Regions from separate parts of the Homo sapiens genome. Here region 2 is linked to region 1. A link is a loop called in an ENCODE intact Hi-C map of the cell type or tissue named here. Cell type or tissue: heart right ventricle. All regions are shown on one strand. Each heading gives the region's core, and the rest is flanking DNA. Links, peaks and the distances in the headings are about the cores only.

Region 1 (8,335 bases), core at 194-8,193:
TGACATGGCCTTGCTCCTCGGCTCCCAGAGGGCCGTCTTCTTGCCGTGTCCTCACAGGGTGAAGTAAGAAAGACAGCGAGCTCTCTGGTGTCTCTTCTTAAAAGGACACTAATCCCATATGAGGGCCCCATCCTCACGACATCATCTAAACCTAATTACCTCCCAAAGGTTCCCATCATACTGAGAGTTGGGGCTTCAACATACGAATGTGGAAGGTTTACAATTCTGGCCCTGGCAATAACCTAGGTATCCTGCCAGGTTGGCACTCCACTAGCAACTTGCTCAGTGGGTAAAATAAGTCTCATTATTTGAAGTTAAAGCGTAAGACACCTGGAGGTTTCTACTTCACCTGGTCAAGTCATTTGATCCTTAACTGTTGCTTTCAACAATCTCTCTGAGAAAAAGAGGCCACAGGCAATGGGGCAAAGATGGACTGTGGTCCTAGGGCACGATGTTATGGGCAGAGCTTTCTGGCCCATTCCCTTGGGAATATTGGAAGGAAAGGGGCCATCGGCTCATGGAATACCCAAACAGTCCACGAGAGGCAGGACCAGCAGACACTGCAATGTGGACCCCACGAAGATCACAGCACATAAGCACACCGACCTAACCCCCCAACACATATACACATGTCATGTTTTGTTTGTTTGTTTGTTTGTTTGTTTTAAACAGAGTCTCGCTCCTTCCCCCAGGCTGGAATGCAGTGGTGTGAACTCAGCTCAACTGCAACCTCCACCTCCCAGGTTTAAGCGATTCTCCTTTCTCAGCCTCCCAAGTAGCTGGGATTACAACTAATTTTTGTATTTTTTGGTAGAGAAGAGGTTTCACCGTATTGGCCAGGCTAGTCTCGAACTCCTGACCTCAGACGATCCGCCAACCTCTGCCTCGCAAAGTGCTAGGATTACAGGCGTGAGCCACCGTGCCCGGCCCACACACACAACGTTTTGTTAAGCCTGAACCCACAACTTGTGCAAATAAGAAACAGGACCAAAAAGTTATCCCCAGGAGCTTCCACAGTTCCTGATATAAGGGAACTGACACGTATCAAATACCTACTGCATGCCTGACTGTGTGTCTGATACTCTCTGCGTGTTATTTTATTTAACCCTCATGGCCACCCTCTCACAATTAATTTGGAGGCTGCTCAAGTGTCTCTGCGGTGCAGGGTGCCAGTCAGGATGGGCTGGGCTCTGCTGCAACAACAAAGCACCTTCCTGTTCTATATGCAGAGGCTCTGCCCGCTCCAGCCACCTAGGGACCTGCTCACAGAGGCTCCATCTCAACACGTGAGTCTGTGATCACATCACCACCTGAGTGACCTCAGCCATGGTGGCTCACGCCTGTAATCCCAACACTTTGGAAGGCCAAGGCAAGCGGATCACGAAGTCAGGAGATCAAGACCAGCTTGGCCAACAGGGTGAACCCACGTCTCTACTAAAAATACCAAAAAATATTAGCCAGGTGTGGTGGCGCAGGTCTGTAGTCCCAGCTACTCGGGAGTCTAAGGCAAGGGAATCGCTTGAACCTGGGAGGTGGAGGTTGCAGTGAGCCGAGATCACACCACTGCACTCCAGCCTGGGCAACAGAGCAAGACTCCGACTCAAAAAATAAATAAAAATAAAATAATAATAATAAATAAAATTATCATTAGCACCTACCTCACAAGACAATGCCTATAGAGAGCCTGGCACCGTGCCTGAGACAGGACACACACTCCATGACTGTGAGTCATTGTCACGACATGTCCCGTACAGAAAAAAAAGCTCAGAAAATACTCAGACAGCCAATGTTCCAACACATGGATAAGGGTGGCGTCCATGAGATGAGATTAAAAGTGTATTTTCCTTACCTGTTGGAGTTTTTATTCTCTACATTTCTTTATAAAATGAGCATACATAATTTTCATCATCAAGAAAAAGGGCAACATATAAATAAATACATCCAACATGAGAACACAAAACAAAGTTTTAAAAGAACTGGCCTTAATGGATCTTCTAGATCAGAGGTTTGTAAACTATGGATTGTGGGCCAAATCCAGCCAGTTTTGTACAGCCCACGAGCTAAGGATGTGTTTTACATTTTTAAAGGGTCTTGGAGAAGGGAAAGGAAGGGGAAGGGAGAAGAGGATGGGGAGGGGAGAGACAGCAGCAGATGCTGTGTGTGGCTACAAAGCCTAAAATATTTACTATCTGACCTTTTACAGAAAAAGTGTGTTCACCCTGCTTTAGTTCACCCGACCACCTGATTCTTCAGACAATAAGTACCCAAAGCCTTGGGTGCTTTACTTAGAATTCAGTTTGTAAACACACACACACACACACACACACACATGCACACACGCACCCCTACAAAAATTATCAGGAACACAAAGACCCTTGATATAAAATGATGAATATACAATTATCTGTCATCACACTGCAGACAGTACGTGATTGAGTCTCCTTTCCACCCAACCGTTCACACATTTAGGAAGCGTTTATTGCGGCGGGAGTTGTTAGGGGAGAGATTAAGGGGGCCTCAGCATCTCCATGTCCCAGGCACTGTTCTAAGCCTCGAGGATTCAATGATGAATAAAGCTCCAGGCTGAACACTCACTCTTTCCTGTAGCAAATCAGTTTCAGGGCCCCTCCGTGTCAGGCTCTGTGCCAGGCGCTGGGGATGCAGAGGCAAACAAGAATGATGACGCCACTGCCCAAGGAGCCTACAGCCCATCAGCGACATGGGCAGCTAAGCAACCACGCAGCACGGCGCTCAGTCAAGGGGCCACAGAGAGATTCAAAACCAAGACACAGGGCCGGGCGCAGTGGCTCACACCTGTAATCCCAGCACTTTCGGAGGCCGAGGTGAGTGGATCACGAGGTCAGAAGTTCAAGACCAGCCCTGTCAACATGGTGAAATCCCATCTCTACTAAAATCACAAAAATTAGCCAGGCGTGGTGGCACATGCCTATAATCCCAGCTACTCAGGAGGCTGAGGAGGGAGAATAACTTGAAACCGGAAGGCAAAGGTTGCAGTGAGCCAAGATTATGCCACTGCACTCCAGCCTGGTCAGCAAGAGTGAAACTCTGTCTCAAAAAAATAAAGCAAGACACAGCAGACACAGCCTCAGGGCAACGCCATCATCATCATGGACTAATGACAATGGCCAAAACCTGAAAAGGAAGGACTTGGCCTGGTGAAAGCAAAAGGAGGAAGGTGGTTCCTGGCAGAGGGAGAACACGAGAAAAGGCTCAAAAAGACAAACAGTGTGACGTGTGCTGAGAACCAGCTGCAGGAGCTGGTGGGTGGTTTGGGTGGTGGAGGACTGGCCTGAGCCCAAGCTAAGGAGGGAGGGAAGGAGGGAGGGGCCAGGAGGAGAACGGTGAACGAAGTCCAAGCTAAAGGGAAAAAGAGGAAAAAGGCCTGGACTTGATGGGAAGATAGCAAAGGATTTTGGACACGGAATGACATCGTCAGAAACATTTGTGGTTGGGCCAGGCACAGTGGCTCACGCCTATAATCCCAACACTTTGGGAGGCCGAGGCATGTGGATCACCTGAGGTCAGGAGTTCGAGACCAGCCTGACCAACATGGTGAAACCCCATCTCAACCATAAATACAAAAATTAGCGGGGTGTGGTGGCGTGAGCCTGTAGTCCCAGCTACTCAGGAGGCTGAGACAGGAGAATCACTTGAACCTAGGAGGTAGAAGGTGCAGCAAGCCAAGATCACACCACTGCACTCCAGCCTGGGTGACAGAGCGAGACTCAGTCTCAAAAAAAAGAAAAAGAAAAAGAAAAAGAAACATTTGTTGTTGGGGTTTGTTGTTTTTTTTTTGTTTTTTTTTTTTTGAGATGGGGTCTTACTAAATGGTCCAGGCTAGCCTCAAACTCCTTGCTTTAAGCAATCCTCCAGCCTCACAGCATCCCTAGTAGCTGGGACTACAGGCACCTGTCACTGCACCCAGCAGAAACATATTTTTAATAAGATTATTCTGGCTATTTCCTCTGTAGCCTTGCAGAGTGAAGGCACTTACAATGAAAGCTAGCCTGAAGCTCTACCCAAACAACCACACTGCCCTGACCAGGCCGCTCCCTCTGCCCGTGCCGACTGCCCAAGTGTCCTTCCAGCTCCTCCCATTCAGAGCTGAGCTTCACACATGTGGCTCCAGCAAGCTGTGGGCCAGATGAGCCACCAGCCTGGCTGCCCACCAGGTTCAACCTAATCAGGTGCTCCTGATTATAGGGACACCAGGATATAGACCCAAAAGAACTGAAAACGGTGCTCAAACAAATCCTTGGTCACTCATCTTACTAGCAGCACTATTCACAGTAGCCAAAAGGCAGAACCAGCCCAAATGTCCAGCAATGGATGAATGGAACACAGTATGGCACGCCCAAACACAGTGGAATATTCTTCATCCAAAAAAAGCAATGACGTTCTCGGCCAGGCACAGTGGCTCACGCCTGTAATCCCAGCACTTTGGGAGGCTGATGTGGAAGGATCACTTGGGCCCAGGAGTTCAAGACCAGCCTGGGCAACATAGTGAGATGCTGTCACTACAAAAAAAAATAAATAAATAAAATAGGCAGGCGTGGCAGCACATGCCTGTAGTCCCAGCTACTCAGGAGGCTAAGGCCGGTGGATCAGTTGAGCCTGGGGCCCTTAAGGCTGCAGTGAGCTGCCATTGCAATGCTGCACTCCAGCCTGGGTGACAGAGAGACCTGCCTCAAAAAAAAAAAAAAAAAAAAGGCAGGGGGGCGGGGTGGCTCACGCCTGTAATTTCAGCACTTTGGGAGGCCAAGGCGGGCGGATCACAAGGTCAGGAGATCGAACCCATCCTGGCTAACACGGTGAAACCCTGTCTCTACTAAAAATATGAAAACGAAAAATTAGCCAGGTGTGGTGGCGGGCATCTGTAGTCCCCGCTACGGGGGAGGCTGAGGCAGGAGAATGGCGTGAGCTTGCAGTGAGCCGAGATTGCGCCACTGCACTCCATCCTGGGGGACAGAGCGAGACTCCATCTCAAAAAAAAAAAAAAAAAAAGAAAAGCAATGAAGTTTGATACATGCTACAATATGGATCAACCTTGAAAACACAATGCTAAATGAAAGAAATCAGACCCAAAAGGTCACATATTATAGGATTCCAGTAATATGAAATGTCCAGAATGGGTAAATCCACAAAAACAAAGTGGATTAGTGTTTGCCAGGCGGTGGAGAGTAAGCGAAGAATGGGGAGATGGAGAGTGATGGCTTAATAGGCATGGGGTTTCCTTGGGGGGGTGATGAAAATGTGTGGAATTTAGATAGCAGTATTGGTTGCAGAAAATTATGAAGGTACTAAATGTCACTGAAGTGTTCCATTTAAAATTGTTAATTTTATGCTATGTGAATTTCATCTCAATACAACAAATTTTTTTTATTATACTTTAAGTTCTAGGGTACATGTGCACAACGTGCAGGTTTGTTACATATGTATACATGTGCCATGTTGGTGTGCTGTACCCATTAACTCGTCATTTACATTAGGTGTAGCTCCTAATGCTATCCCTCCCCACTCCCCCCACCCCACGACAGGCCCCAGTGTGTGATGTTCCCTACCCTGTGTCCAAGTGTTCTCATCGAATACAACAAATTTTTTAAGGAGCCCAGGAGATGAGTAGGTTCTGGAGCCCTCTCCACTCCAAGGTTTCGGTACTCTTCTCCCAGATGTTACAGCTTTCCAGACTCCTGCTGTGCTGCTACCTGCCTTTCTGGACTGACTGTGGTTCTCTGACTAGAGGGAGCATCTAAGTCCCCTGGAGATCTAGTTCAAAATGCAGGTGCCTGGGCCTCACCCCAAGAGCTTCTGAGGCACAGAGTCTGGGGTGGGGTCCCGGCACCTGCATTTTGTTAGGTGATTCTGGTGTGGTCTGAAGTTTGCAATCAATACAACCAGACCCTTTCTCCCTTTTCATCTTCGGACTGTTACTTAATCAACTGCAGGACAATTCTTCTTTCCCTCTTTTCTTAGTCTTTTGCAATAGGAGAAGACTTGGGCTTCAAAAAGAAACAGGAAGATACTTGAATTATGGAGAATGAAACATAACCCAGTAACTAAACAAAAGCGAGTTATAGGTAGCCTTCAATCAATGGTCACTGACCTTGGCTGAACGTCAGAGTCCTTACGGGAACTTTTTTAAAAGTACCTAGGCCGTACCATGGACACCATCAGTCAGAACCTCCAGAGGGAGGTCTAGATGTTAATATTTTTTCTAAAGCAACACAGGCAACTTCCCTGCTCTCCACCTCACCCTTTACTCAAAGGTCGCTCGAAAAATGCTTGTAGTAAATGGCAGTATGAGTCTCTAGCTTCTTAGGCAAACATAATTATGAAAGTAAATAAGGCATGAAAAATCAAATGACACAGGCAAATTTCAGATTAAGCTTTTCTTTTTGTCTCCTGCGTGTTTAATTATCTGTGCTTCATGTTTGTAGGGCCAAAAAAGCGGTCAATTGCAACGGGCATGGATCTGCTCCCCAAAAATAACTCACATGTGTAAAGCACTTTCAACTTCGATGCCGTAAGGAAGCGTTTTCCTAACAATGATCTCCTCTGATCTTCACAACCTCTCCAATTATTCTTTCATTGATTCATTCATCAAATACCTCCTGAGAACCTACTCTGTGCCGGGCACTGTGCTAGTGTACAGGACACTGCAGAGACATGACCCATCTGTGCCCTTGCCCCCACCTTCAGGCCCCCGGTACACAGGCACACAGGTGATGACAGCCCAGGGAAGGGAAGGGCCAGGACGAGGAAAGTACAAAATGAAACCAAGATATGGGGCAAGTCTGGAGAGCCTTGTGGGGAAGAAATGCACAAGATGCACCCCAAAGGGTAAGGAAGAGAGTCTGGCAAAACACCGCAGAGGCGGTGCCCCAGGCAGAGCTGGCGCAAAGGCAGGGGGGACAGGAAGGAAACCGGAAGGATGGCAAGAGATAAGCAGGGAGGGACCAGGCTGCAGACGGCAGTTAGGGCCAGATCAGAAGGACTCTGGGAAGCACTCTATGAAAACAGAACTGCAAATGGAAGGTAGAGGAGCCCTTGAAGGGGTTTCAGCCAGAAACACAATCAGACTCACAACCTGCGTGGGATACTCTGGGGGCCTGTGGAAAATGATCTGGAGCGGGGAGACGAAGGTACCCTGAACAGAGAGGTCACCAGGGCACATAGACAAAAGATCATTCGTACAAAAAAAGTAGAAAGAATGAATAAGTCCTGCTATACGACAGCATAACAGGGTGACTATAGTCAAAATAATTTAATTGTACCTCTGGTTTTCTGGTTTTCTTGGTTTTTTTTTTTTTGGATGGAGTTTCACTCTTGTTGCCCAGGCTGGAGTGCAGCGGCGCGATCTTGGCTCACTGCAACCTTCGCCTCCTAGGTTCAAGCAATTCTCCTGCCTCAGCTTCTCAAGTAGCTGGAACTACGGGCACCCACCACCATGCCCGGCTAGTTTTTGTATTTTGGGTAGAGATGGGGTTTCACCATGTTGGCCAGGCTGGTCTCGAACTCCTGACCTCAGGTGATCCACACGCCTCGGCCTCCCAAAGTGTTGGGATTACAGGTGTGAGCCACTGCCCCTGGCCCTAGTTGTACATTTTTAAATGACTGAAAGATGGCCAGGTGCGGTGGTTCACTCCTATAATCCCAGCTCTTTGGGAGGCCGAGGCGTGTAGATCACCCGAGGTCAGGAGTTTGAGACCAGCCTGGCCAACATGGTGAAAACCCATCTCTACCAAAAAATAGAAAAACTAGCCGGGCGTGGTGGCAGGCGCCTGTAGTCCCAGCTACTGGGGAGTTTGAGGCAGAAGAATTGCTTGAACCCGGGAAGCAGACGTTGCAGTGAGCCAAGATCATGCCACTGCACTCCATCCTGTGACAGAGCAAGACTCTGTCTCAAAAATAAAATAAAATAACTAAAAGAATATAATTGGATTATTTGTAACATAGAGGATAAACGCTTGAGGGAATACCCCATTTTCCATGATGTGATCGTTATACGTGACTATATCAAAACATTTAATGTGCCCCATATACACCTACTACGCAGCCACAAAAATTTAAAAAACTTTTTAAACAAAGGATCGACTGAATAAGTATTTAAATCAGGGATCAGCAAACTGTTTCTGCAAAGGGTCAGATAGTATTTCCCAGTTTTTTTTTTTCTTTTTTAACTTTTATCTTAGAATCAGGGGGTACGTGTGCGGGTTTGTTACAAAGGTATATTGTGTGATGCTAAGGTTAGGAGTAGGACTGAACCTGTCACCCAGGTAGTCAGCACAGTACCCAGTAGGTAGTTTTGCTGCCC
Region 2 (8,335 bases), core at 291-8,290, 78 kb after region 1:
CTCTCTGTTGACAATTTGATTAGATCCACCTTCAAAGGACAGGATCACATCAGAACTGCTAAAGGAATTGTGGGCCGGGCATGGTGGCTCACACCTGTAATCCCAGCACTTTGGAAGGCCGAGTTGGGTAGACCACCTGAGGTCAGGAGTTCGAGACCAGCCTGGCCAACACGGCAAAACCCCATCTCTACTAAAACCACAAAAAAAAAATTAGCCAGGCGTGGTGGTGCACACCTGTAATCCCAGTTACTCGGGAGCCTGCAGCAGGGGAATTGTTTGAACTCGGGAGGCGGAGGTTGCAGTGAGCCAAGATCCAGCCACTGCACTCCAGCCTGGACAACAGAGGGAGACTCCATTTCAAAAAAAAAAAAAAAAAAAATGGACTTATGCCCAGTGATTAGAGACAAGGCCCTTCACTTTCTCCGTGCCAGCACCAACATTCCAAGGGGCCCTCCATGTCTGCCTGAAGACCATGCCACCCAGAGACAAGGTTATAAGGCAAGAGCATCTTTCTTGTGTAAGGTGGGAAAGGGAAGCTGTGCCAAGGAAGGAAAGAAAGTAGGGCTGGCTTCCCCGGCATTCTCAGGCACAGCAGTTATAGGGAAGAGAACGTATGGAAGCTGAGGACCTAGAAACTAATTTTCTCAACACTCTCTGTGCACCTGTGTATGGCTCAGAAAGGACAGTGTTTTTGACGGAACAGTGGCTCCAGTCTAACAGCTACTGACTCAGATGGCCTCTGGCAGGCTCCACCTCCAGGCTAGTTTTTCCAGATCGCAGGGCTATAAAAACTGAAGAAAGAAACCAAACCCTGATCAACTAAAAGGGAAACCCACATATTACACGCCTTTTGATATGGGTAATACATCTGCAATACACAGCACCATGACATCTTCATGCCTGAAAAATGGAATCTGAACTAATCAAGACTCCAGGTCTAACTCTCAGCTTACAGGAAATACAGGGGACTGAGGAACAAGTTAGGCAGCACCACGAGGAAGTAATCAGCCAACATTCTAGAGACAAATGACCCAGTTTCTCCAACAAATTACTAGCATGAAAAAAAAAATGAACTGTTAAAAAATTAAAGAGACTTAAAAGATATAACAAGCAAATGCAATATAGAAACCTTGTTTGGACCCCAATTATAACAAAACAATATTAGATGACACCTTTAGAAAGATGAAGAAAATCTGAATATGGACTGGATGTTAGATCATAAAAAGGAATTATTAATTTGGTAGGTATAATGGCCATGTGATTATGTTTATTTTTAAAAAGTCATTCAGTTAGACATGTGTGTTGAATTTACAGGTGGAATTACATGTCATCTGGGATTAGCTTTTATAAAATATTCTAACCTCCCAAGAAGTTTTGGGGAGGACAGGTGAACTGAGATTAGCAAAATGTCAATAATGATTGAAGTTGGGAGATGGGTGTCTGGGATGCATTACAGGCTTCTATCCACAATTTTTACATGTTTAACAATGTCTATAATATGCTGGGTTCCATAACTCACGCCTGTAATCCCAGCACTTTTGGAGGCCTAGGCAGGTGGATCACTTGAGCCCAGGAGTTCAAGACCAGCCTGGGCAACATGGTGAAACCCCATCTCTGCAAAAACTCAAAAATCAGCCAGGCACGTTGGCACATGCCTGTAGTCCCAGCTACTTGGGAGGCTGAGTTGGGAGGATCACCTGAGTCCAGAGAAGTTGAAGCTGCAGTGAACCATGACTGTGCCACTGTACTCTAGCCTGGGTGACAGGGTAAGGCTCTGTCTCAAAAAAAAAAAAAAAAAAAAAAAAAAGGCCTATAAAAAAGATCTTTTAAGGGAGAAGGGGAGGAAAAAGTATATTTAGTTAGAGCCAACTATGTATTAGGCTAGGCCTGTGCTAGGCCCTTACCAAATAAGATCTTATTTCCCTAGTCCTGAGGCAGCTGTCAAATAAACCTCGATTGCTGTCTAAAGAGAAATGGGCATTTGATAAGCTGGGAAATAAATATGGCAGGTGATAAGAGGGAGGTGTTAGTGCCTGAGGAACACAGAGATGCATCTAGGTCGCAAGGGGAGGGACTGAAGACAGCCCTTGGCAGACACATGTCAGAATCAGTATGCCTCAATTTCCATTTCTCCTACTACATGCTACTTACCCCTGCAGCAAAGCCAAGACTTCCATCTAAGATCCGCCTCTGAAAATCAAAACAAGATGTTTCAGTTTCCAAGAGACAATAAGATGATGTTTCCTGGGACAAGAAGAAACCATAAGGCCCAAAAGAGCCACGCAAATAAAGACTGGCCGACTCCTGAGCTCGTGAGCTACTCAGTTTATACCATGGGCCAAGAACCACGGGGAAAGTCTTTGGTTAACTTTCCACCCACCCCATAGCCAATCAGAAGCGTTCTTTCAAGTGGTGCTTGGCTTGTCTTGGCCCTTGTGTTGTCTCTTACTCAGCTTTCCCTGTGAATTACAACTGTAAACCTTTAGTAAGTAGCCTGTCTACAAGTTGGGAATTACTGAGCGTTGGTGAGGAGCAGAGGAGCAGGTGGAACAATCAAAACCCTCACACAGGCCGGGCACAGTGCTCACATGTGTAATCCCAGCACTGTGGGAGGCTGAGGCGGGCAGATCACCTGAGGTCAGGAGTTCAAGACCAGCCTAGCCAACATGATGAAACCCCATCTCTACTAAAAATACAAAAAAAAATAGGCTGGGTGCAAGGGTTCATGCCTATAATCCCAGCACTTTGCGAGGCCAAGGCAGGTGGATCACCTGAGGTCAGGAATCTGAGGTCAGCCTGGCTAACGTGGTGAAACTCCATCTCTACTAAAAATACAAAAATTAGTCAAGCACGGTAATGCATGCCTGTAATCGCAGCTACTTGGCTGAGACAGGAGAATCCCTTGAACTCGGGAGGCAGACATTGCAGTGAGCCAAGATCATGCCATTGCACTCTAGCCTAGGCAACAAGAGCAAAACTCCGCCTCAAAAAAAAAAAAAAAAAAAACCCTCACACAATGGCGGTGCAAACGGGTACCACCATTTTGGCAAACTATTTGGCAGCACCGATGAGAGGTGAACACTATGTGTGCCACTCCTGAGTAATCCCATGACAGGAATGCACTTGTATTCAACAAACCCATGAAGAAAAATGTTCGGCAGTGCTAAGAGCCCAAAACTAGAAACTACCCAAACTCTCACCAACAGTAGGATGGATATGTTAACTAGGATACACTCATACAACAGGTACCATAATGGCGATGGGAACGCACACACATACTACAGTTACATCTTACAAACAGACAGGGACATTAAAGAAACTGGAAAACAAGTAGGGTAAAATCAGCCAGATGCAGAACAGTACGTACTATATGATTACTCCATCTAAATAAAGCACAGAAACAGGGAAAATATCCGTGCTGTTAGAGATCACATGGGAGATGACCCTTGGAGTAAAGGTTGGGGATGGTGAGATTGGAAGGGAGACTGAAGGCTCCTGATTGGAAGGGGCTGTGAGGTGAGGAGCTGGTACTGTTTTGTTTCTTGATCTGGGCTCTAGTTTCATGAGCACTTGTGGAAAGTTATCAAGCTGCATACTTATATTAGGTTGGTGCAAACCTAATAAAATGCACCAGCCTAATAAAATGTGCATTTTTCCATAAGCATCTTCTATTTCAATACAGATTTTTTTTTTTTTGCTATCTATCCATAGATGAATGGATAAACAAAATGTGGTATGTACATACAATGGAATAGTCTTCAGCCTTAAAAACAAAAGAAATTCTGGCACATGTTATAACGTGGATGAGCTCTATGGACATTCTTTGAAGTGAAAGAAGCCATGTGGTCTACAGAACTTTTCACCTTACAAAATTAAAACTCAGCTGGGCATGATGGTGCACACCTGTAATCCCAGCAGTCTGGGAGGCCGAGGCAGGCAGATCACTTGAGGTCAGGAGCTCAAAACCTGCCTGAGCAACATAGTGAAACCCCATCTCCACTACAAATACAAAAATTAGCTGGGCATGGTGGTGCACACCCGTAGTCTCAGCTACTTGGGAGGCTGAGGTGGGACGATCACTTGAACCCAGGAGGTGGAGGTTGCAGTGAGCTGAGATCATGCCACTGAACCCCAGCCTGGGTGACAGGGCAAGACTCTAGCTCAAAAAAAATAAAAAATAAATAAATAAAACAGCCTGGCCGGATGGGGTTACCAGCGAAACCCCGTCTCTACTAAAACTACAAAAAAAATTAGCTGAGCGTGGTGGTGTATGCATGTAATCCCAGCTACTCGGGAGGCTGAGGCAGAAGAACCTTTTGAACCTGGGAAGCAGAGGTTGCAGTGAACCAAGATCACGCCACTGCACTCCAGCCTGGGTGACAGAGCAAGACTCTGTCTAAAGAAAAAAAAAACAAACAAAAACAAAAAACCCTGAAACTCTGTACTCATTCAAGAATAACTTATTTCTGCCCTCCTCTGTGGCCCCTGGCAATCACCATTCTACAATGTGTCTCTGTGAATTTGACTTATCTTGGCATCTTATATACCTAGGTTCCAGATAAACCATGTTTCTGGATTGTGTGTTTTCTGATTTCCAGTCTCCAACCCATCAGCTCCCGGGGGCAGTGCAGCGCAGCAAGGGAGGTCGGGATTTTATTGTTGAAATCAAGGCCTGCTGTACTGGTCTCTAACACAAGAGTGCCTGACTTGTGAACTTCCTAAAGGTGTTTTCATTTCCAGATCTCCCTCACAACATGTTGAACTAGATCTTAAGTCACTTATTCATTTGCCGTTTCTACAATGTCTCAGGCTACCGAGGTGATCGATGCAGGGATTGTGCATTCATCAAGATACCCATGGATGGCTCCAGGGCTGCGGACTGAGGGTGATCTGGGTTGGAGAAAAGAATGCAATTTCAGGTATATGAGGTGAGTGTGGGTTGTGCAGAGGTGTGGGGAGGGCATATGGGTATGGGTATGTGTGCAAGTGTGGGTATGTGGGACTATAGGTAGAGCGTGTAGAAGGGGTGTAAGGATGGGGTTGTGGGAGGAGGGAGAGATAGGCTGTGGGGCCATGACAGTGAGTGAGGGCACTGGGAGTAGGATACAAGGAAGATGTAGGAGAAAGAAGTAAGAGTTTGCAGGGGGCCAGGGACATGGGTCTGTCTATATTCATCCCAAGGGGAAAGGAAACAACCTGGAGATGGGTTGAAAAAAAAGGGAACAGATGCCCCTTCTTCTCCCAAGGTCTTTCCAACCATCCCACCCAACTCAAGTCCACAGGGGAGGACAGTTACACCTGAAATCTAATGTTCTTCGGTCACGCATAGTACCACTTGCTCCAGGCCTGAAAGAAATTACATGGCAGGCCAGGCACGGTGGCTCACACCTGCAATCCCAGCACTGTGGGAGGCCGAGGTGGGTGGATCATCTGAGGTCAGGAGTTTGAGACCAGTGGTGAAATCCCACCTCTACTAAAAATACAAAAATTAGCCAGGCGTGGTGGCACATGCCTGTAATCCCAGCTACTCTGGAGGCTGAGGCAGGAGAATCACTTGAACCCGGGAGGTGGAGGTTGCAGAGAGCTGAGATCCTGCCACTGCACGCCAGGCTGGGCAACAGAGCAAGATTCTGTCTCAAAAAAAAAAAGAAAAAAGAAAAAAGAAAAGAAATTACATGGCAGGTAGAAATTAGGCAGCGGGCTAACGAAGCCTCAATAACTGGGCTTCTCACTTCCTATTCCCTTCAAGTCAGGCTGTCAAGGGTCAAGAGGGGAGATGATGGTGCATGAAGGTGTCTACAGCAAGCAGACATCTGTTCTCCCGGCCTGGCAGGGAGAAGGTGAGAAAATAAGAAGACAGCGAACAAACCCCAGTACACAATGCCTGGGGGTGTGGCCAGGGGCACTGAAAAGTCTACAAACCTGCTCCATGGAGTGGGACAGTGCCCCTTTACCAACGGGCTCCCCACCAACATCCAGAACCAAAGCAAGGCAACTCACCTGTCCACTAGAGAATACGAACACGAGAGCTGCCCCAGCTGCTGTCATCCCCCAGGTGAAGAAGGTCCCCAGCAAGGCCTGGAACACAGAGCTGTGGCCTTGGAGCATGCTGGATACAGCTGTGCAAGAGGAGCGAGAGGGTCAGCCACCGGTGGTCCGTTTCAGTGACAGGCGCATATTCTGACGGGTCCTAACACCCTGTGTGGGAGCTGGCCTCCCTCCAGGTTGACCGTATGCACCCTTCCACCACGCCATCTGTGTCCCTCAGCCACCCAGCACACAGGTCAGGCTTCTCTATCCAGGTCCCCCAGGAACTGGAAATCGTCTTAATCTGAAAGAAGGCACAGGGAGATGCCAGGGGAATCCACAAAAAAGGCTGCAACATTGAAAAGTGGTTTCAAAGAGAAGCACAAAGAATGTGGTTTATTCCAGAAGAAGGGGGCATAGGAGGGTCTGATGCAGCCTCCCCCACATAATCTGCCTCTTCTACCGTCTCTTGCCCACCATCCGCACTCAGCCTCCACCAAAGACAGGTGACTAGCTCAGGTGATGTCAACACGCTTCCAATCTTAATCCCCATCACATCTGCAACAGCGCACCTGCCCAGCCAAAGGGTAAACTCCACCAACCAACTTTTGATACCCACCAACCCCCGACTCTCCAATCCCGTTCTCCATCATGCCTGCACGAGCACCCAACTCCAGCTCAACTGAATTATTTATGGCACCTTCCACAAGCCCCAGACAATCCTGCCTCCAAGTCCCTGTTCATGCAGTTCCCTCCTGGAATACCTTCCTTGCACATTTCCAGCCATCAGAACCCGGAGCACCCTCTGCAGCCCACATAATGCCAACCTCACGACCAAGGCTTTTCTGGCCTTCCCCAGCCCTGTCCTAGCATGCAGCTTTGGTCCTCTCTCAGTGTGGCTTTGCCTCCATCTTTTACAGCCTTAGTTGCTTGAGGACGGGGACGGTGCTTTTTCACATTTGGCACCCCTGTAAAATAGGGCTTTGTAACCCCTGAAAAATATGTGCTGGATGGAAAAGGGCCAGCTTACCTGCACAGGACAGTCAGCAAGGACAAGCAAAAGGACCCAGGAATGGAATGTCCCCTGGTCAACTCAGCACCCTGCTGCTGAAGCTGAAGTTACACCACCGCCCACCAAGGAAAGGAAGGGAAGTACCACTCCCTCTCATTTCAGTCCAGAGAACCTCCTCCAGACTTTAACATGCTTAAAATTCTGGATCTGAGATGACAATCAGATCTCTCCCTGTGGAAAGTTACAAGGCAGAGAAACCCATTTGTTGAAAAGCCCTGTGTTCTGGTACACAAACACTGGGCTCAGGGCCTCATATCAAAGCCTCATTCATCTCCCTGATGGTCTGCCAGCACCCAGAGGGCTGGCTGGACACAACCACACTGGGCTCAGCCCTGCCAGTTCCCGGTGCTCTGTGAGGAGCCAGCAGCCCTGAGCCTGCAGATCAAGAGCTGAAGACGCTGCCTCGATTGACCCTGGAAGGAAACCATGGCAGAGTGTGGACGCAGCCCTTATGCCAAGCGGCTCAGCAACACACCCAGGCTCAAACCTAGGAAGGGTATAGGTCCAGGTGAGCCCAGGTGAGCCCTGGCTCAGCCCCTGTGCCAGAAACTCTGAGATAAATAGCATCTATGGAATCAGACTCTAGTTCCCGCACTCTAAACGAACTGCACCAACTGTGAAAACTGTGACCACGCCAATTAAAGAAAAAAAAAATCATTTTCAAAAAACTACTACCCTTTACATCCGTCATCTTGCTAAGCCACCCTAAAAAGAGGGGTTGGTCTTTGTTTTTAAACCAAGCCATCTGGACCATTACACCAATCATCTATTCCGAGTTGCTGTGGACAAAATTTCAAACAGCATTTACAAAGAACAGCACAAAGGGATCATCCTCTTAGTACTTATCATCCAAGACAGGGCATAACAAAAACACCTTTCTTTCCTGTATTTGAATGTGCCTCTTGACAGCTACAGAAGAGAGCAAACAATTTACATTTGCCAACAGGCCAAAGTCAATGTGGATCTTGTGGGCTGGTGAACAGAACAGAGGGAGCTCGTGGGTGTTCCTGGTGGTTAGTGGGATAGGGAAACACCCGTCTAAGCCTGTCCCCATGTATATCTGAGCACCCTCCTGAGTAAGAAAAAGGGACACAGAGGGAAGACCGAGGCCACCATCCTTTCCATCCCAACAGGAGCAGCATTGATCACGGGCAATGCAAGCCCAGTGCCCCTCGGAGAAGTTTCTTCTCTATTTGCTGTTTTAAATCCTCGCTACAAGGGTGGTCAGAGAACCAG

What was found. A loop is a pair of places that touch in the nucleus more often than their neighbours do. Peaks named below come from ENCODE experiments on the same cell type or tissue, not always from the same donor. Only the 100,000 strongest peaks of a DNase experiment are listed, where the experiment ranks them.
Region 2: a loop joins it to region 1, with 4 times the contacts of the local background. A loop is called at or near these places in 6 of 110 quality-filtered maps.

What each region holds. Positions count from the first base shown.
Region 1 is chr17:73,004,349-73,012,683 of GRCh38, forward strand. All of the region lies in intron 4 of SLC39A11 (solute carrier family 39 member 11), which reads right to left. Among named protein-coding and RNA genes, the nearest start is that of SLC39A11, 84 kb to the right of the region's middle. In heart right ventricle, for the core only: no CTCF peak of the experiment used is centred there; DNase peaks (open chromatin) are centred at 3,316 and 4,382.
Region 2 is chr17:73,082,657-73,090,991 of GRCh38, forward strand. SLC39A11 (solute carrier family 39 member 11) reads right to left here. Exons shown (of 10, transcript NM_139177.4): 2 at 6,001-6,119; 3 at 2,152-2,190. The coding sequence starts at 6,108. Among named protein-coding and RNA genes, the nearest start is that of SLC39A11, 5.9 kb to the right of the region's middle. RefSeq lists enhancers at 6,989-7,489, 7,490-7,990. In heart right ventricle, for the core only: no CTCF peak of the experiment used is centred there; no DNase peak of the experiment used is centred there.